2 separate regions of the Homo sapiens genome follow, and region 1 is linked to region 2. A link is a loop called in an ENCODE intact Hi-C map of the cell type or tissue named here. Cell type or tissue: Calu3. All regions are shown on one strand. Region 1 has its middle 220 kb from the start of IL15. Region 2 overlaps INPP4B (inositol polyphosphate-4-phosphatase type II B).

Region 1 (2,500 bases), 240 kb after region 2:
TCAGAAGTTTGACCACATGTTTCTTGGCATGTCCTTTGTTTTTTTCTTTTGGGAGTTCACTCAGCTTCTTGAATCTATAGGATTGTGCCTTATGCCAAATTTGGGAAGTTTTCAGTCATTATTTCTTTGAGTACCTTTTTATTCTCTCCCTTTTTTATCTTTCTTCCAGATGTAGATGGCATGAGAGTCAGAACTTTATTATAGTTTCACAGTGTTCCATGGTGGGCCTATCCTATACAAGCCTATCCTCAAAGTCCAAGGAAGTTGAGAGGCCAAAGAAAGAGGCTGGCATATCCAGTTTCTCAGAAATACATGTTTAATAAGGGCCTACAGATAGAAGCCATGTCTGTGTTTTGGGCTGTGGCGAGACCAGGTGTTGGAACCTCCTACATTCCGAAGGGATGTGTAGGACAATTGAAGTACAATAACATCAAGGTTGTTTTGACCTAAGAGCAGGATTTACAGTAAGTAAGTGCTCTTTGCCAAGAAACAAAAGACATACTGGAAATCTTAGAGGCCTTCCTAGAATAGGGGTTAATCAGATGTCAACATGGTGGATTAGCCTCCAAGATGAAGTTGCTTTAGCCTCCACATACAGGTTCCTAAAGCTCTATTTTTTTCTGTCTGATTTGTTTTACAGATTAAGTAATTTCTTTTTTCTATCTTGAAGTCCACTGACTCTTCTTTCCATTCTATTCAATTTTTTGAGCCCATTCATTGAGTTTTTTTATAATTATGGTATTTTTTAGTTCTAAAATTTCCATTTGGTTCTTATTTATATCTTCTATATTACTGTTGAGATTTTTCTTTTTTCTGAGACATTCTGATTTTTTCTCTAATATGTTTATAAATTGCTCATGAAAAATTTTTATGATGACTTTTAAAATCTTGTCAGATATTTCTAACATTGTTGTCATCTCTGTTTTGGCATCTGTTGATTGCCTTTTTTTCATTTTTGAGATCTTTCTGATCCTTGCCATAATGAGTGTTTTTCAATTGAAACCTGGATATTTTGGGTGTTTTATGGAACTCTTGTTCTTATTTAATCTTTCTGTTTAGCTGTCTTATTTTGACACCATTCTAGCATGGAAAGATGTGAGCACCACCTACTGCCAGGTGAGGATAGAAGCACAGGTTCCACAATTACATGCATTGACACCTGAGGGTAGGAAGATTCCTCATTGCTGCAGGAAAAGGATGGAGTTGTAGCTCTCCAGTAGGCCTCCACTGAACATCGCCTTGTCTGGAAGGGATAGGAGTGCCTTTTAACTGCTTCCCACAGAGCCTCTGCTTACACCAGAATGGAGGGGTCTTATTAGCACTGGCGTTGATGGCAATCCTGATTCTCTATTTAACTTCCTCTGATATCACTCCAGTCAGGAGTGGGTGGAGGTCACCTTATGATGGATAGAAATTCTACATCCACAAGTAGTCACCACTGACATCAAGGGGAGGGAGATGGCTTATTATCTACCCAATAAGGATGAAAGTCCTGGCTTTCTAATTGGCCTTCTCTGACACCACAAGGGAGGAATTAGGTGCCTAGAAAATGTGGAAGTCTACTTTCCCCACCCTTACTGGTAAGTGTGGAGCCACAGTTCTTTTCTGTGGTAGATGGCTAGAATAAAGCATTTACCGTATAAAAGATTTTTGTCTTGCTAGGTTGTTCCTTTCCTGGTACTTTGGCTAGAAAAAATGGCCTTTTATGGGTCTCTTATTTTCTGTATCTGTTGGTGTTTGCCGATTGCCAGCTTCTTCAACTGAGATATATGAGGCAAAGAAAAAACCCAAGTAACTTACCAGAATGTTGTTCCTTGAATCCAGAGTTTGCTAGCTAGTCTGTCTTCTTTTTCTACCTTCAATGTCTTCTTATGTTTGTTTTATATGTAATGTCCAGAGTTTTTAGTTGAACTTAGTAGAAGAAATAGGAAAAAAAAGATGTCTACTCCATCTTTCCAGAAGCAGAAGTCCTTCTCCCTGATTTTAAAACCTCAATTTACCAAGAAGTTTAGCTACAAATTTTACATACAAAAAAGTTAAGTATTAGTCATTTGCTAATCTGGCCACTAAACATTTGAGTGCAGCTCTTTTCCCTTTTTCGTCATAAAGGCTTAACACCTCCTTACACAAAAGATCTTCCATTGATTTTTGGAGGTGTTTTTTAATATTAACATTATCAAAACTACAGAGGTTTTCATTTTGGCATCATAATTTTAACATTTCAATGAAGAAATAAAAATTTGCCCTTGTTTATTTAAAAGGCTGAATAATATTCCACTGTGTGGACATATCACACTTTGTTTATTCATTTATCTGTCAATAAACATTGCTAAAATAACTAAATAGGAGGCAATTCACCTGAGGCAGCTTCAGTGCCCTGAGATCCAATATAAGCAACCTAAATCTAACTTGAATGCCTTCCTTGTAACTAACTTAGAGAGAGATAAAATTTAAACTTAATCAATCAGAAACCACTAACTTCAAACTGCATAACTAGAAA
Region 2 (2,500 bases):
CAACATGGTGAAAAACTCTCTCTACTAAAAAATACAAAAAATTAGCCAGGCATGGTTGCAGGCACCTCTAATCCCAGCTACTAAGGAGACTGAGGCAGGATAATTGCTTGAACCAGTAAGTGGGAGGTTGCAGTGAGCCAAGATCACGCCATTGCACTCCAGCCTGGGCAACAAGAGCGAAACTCCGTCTCAAAAAATAAAATAAAATAAAATAAAATAAAATAAAATAAAATAAAAATAACATAAAATAAACAAAAAATGGACATGGCTGACTTTTAATAAAAATGTATTTACAAAAATAAAAAAATGTATGACCTGGGGTTAGCCTGCAAGTCATAGTTTGCAAACCCTAATCTATAGTGTCTAAATTAATTTTATTTAAAATAGCTTTTTTTTCATTATGGGAACATACAAAATTATCTGAAACCCTCATTTGCATTTTTTAAATAAGTGTTCCCCAGGACATAGATTAAGAAATACTGACCTAGTCCAACCCCATCATTTGCTATGAGGGACTTGGGGTCATTCACATACCCTTTGGCAGGAGAAGAGAGACTAAATTCCATGTTCTCTGACTCCCAGTCAAATGTTCTTTTAATTTATATGCTGCTGCTCCACCATTGCTGTCTAATGGCTTCTGCAGTGAACTGAAGATTGTAGATTTTTAAATATTGGAATATTTCCAGCACCATACTTTTATTTTCTGTTCATATATTTTTACACACTTGTAATTACAAATTTATTTTAAACTCATTGCAGAAGAAACTCTGATGCACTAATCTTTTGAAGTTTTTAATGCTTTTTTAGCATTAAAAAGATTGAGAGAATTTTTTAACTACTATCTTTAGAAGCACTTCTGTTTCTTTTTAAAAGAAAAAGTGAGAAGAAATAATATCCAATTTTTATTTCCTCAATGCATGTTAAACTACATAGACTTTTAATGTCCCTTAAATTTTAGACACGATCAAATTATGAAATACAAACAGCAGTACAAGCAACAAAGGTAGACACACATATACATATACAAAGGTCCACCTGCTTGGCCAACCAGACATTGATCTATGTTACTATCTATGTTGCAATGTCTGTGTTATTTGGTGGTCTTCATAAATTACAGTCGTCAAATCTTTTAGCTAGCCTTATTCTGTTGTAGTATGTGTAGGTACAAACTTAGATTTTCTTGCCTTTCAATCATCCTTACATTTTCTTCATTATTTTCTCTTCACTGAGGCTCTCATCTTTTTTGAATGTCTAACTCTTGCATTCCAGATTCTACTACTCACGAAAGATTGGCTGGCCTCCCAGTATACCAGTCTAGTAAGTCTGCACATAATGGCATGAAATCAAAAGACATAAATTCAATTGAAAGCTCACTTAGGTGAGTCATTTAGTGTTTTCAATGCCTGCATTTCATTGTCAGCCAAATGAGAATAATTACTTTGTATACACCTTGTACTTCAAAGTAAATTCTACCATTATCTCACCAGGGAAAAGAAGTTAATATTAAAATTTCCACTGTCAATTTCTGTGACTAAAAAGTGTCACATGTACTTATGAATATTAGAGAGATGGTTAAGACGATAATTGTGGTACACTGAGCTTTTCAACAGTTATATTTCTGCTGTGTACAAACAACAGAAACAAACAACAATCTAGTTAAATTTGATCGTGAAGCTTTTTCAATTGTTTGAACCAAATTTCATCCCTATCCAATAGCCTCTCTCCTTCTCTGTCATTTCTATAGTCTTTGCAATCTATGTTGACTTATCTTAATTTTTTCGTGAAATCACTGATTCTCTGATAATCTTTCAAACAAAGCATACTTTTTTCTTTCTGGAATGCTCCTATAGGTGAGCTCCTGAAATCATCATTAGGATAAGTTCTCTGGTCTGACACTGCAAAGTAAGATGGATACTGAAAATATTGAGACTCATCATCCCTTTTGGAAATAAATATCTGAATTTAACTTCTTGTTAACAAGAAGTTGTTAGTATGATGTCCAATCAACAGAAAAACGATTAAAGGTGACTACGTTAGTTCTAACCTTCAATGAAACATCAAATTAAAGACAATTAACAAATTCTTATTTCACTTTTTAGATCCACTTTTCCAACTCTGTAATTCACTCAGCTATTTGGCATAGCACTCTTCCAAACATTCACTCTTTATTTACCATTCTCCTCCTCCCTGAACCACAACTGCAACGTCTTTTGTTTCCAGTCCACTTTTTCTTCAGCCTTTATTTTATCATTCTCCCAATTCTGCATCACAGAATGTCAGATAGAGTGAAACTCTCCTTAGAGGCTAAGTAAGGGTGAGAAATTGAAGTCTCAAGGATAAAATTATCTTTATCAAGTGGGTCGGAAAATAACAGTGTGAGCACATTAATAGATTAATATGTTTTGTTGCCATTGATAAACTGTAAATATATGAGTGTCCCAGATTACCAAATCAGAGACCACATCAAGTCAAAAAAGGGAGCCATATGAATGGAATAAAT

The links. A loop is a pair of places that touch in the nucleus more often than their neighbours do. Peaks named below come from ENCODE experiments on the same cell type or tissue, not always from the same donor. Only the 100,000 strongest peaks of a DNase experiment are listed, where the experiment ranks them.
Region 1: it touches region 2 in a loop (2.6-fold over the local background); 3 of 110 quality-filtered maps call a loop at or near these places.

The regions. Positions count from the first base shown.
Region 1 is chr4:141,859,793-141,862,292 of GRCh38, reverse strand. No RefSeq gene overlaps it. Among named protein-coding and RNA genes, the nearest start is that of IL15, 220 kb to the right of the region's middle. In Calu3, no CTCF peak of the experiment used is centred here; a DNase peak (open chromatin) is centred at 1,122.
Region 2 is chr4:142,094,963-142,097,462 of GRCh38, reverse strand. The region is part of intron 23 of INPP4B (inositol polyphosphate-4-phosphatase type II B); the gene reads left to right. Among named protein-coding and RNA genes, the nearest start is that of IL15, 460 kb to the right of the region's middle. In Calu3, no CTCF peak of the experiment used is centred here; a DNase peak (open chromatin) is centred at 1,292.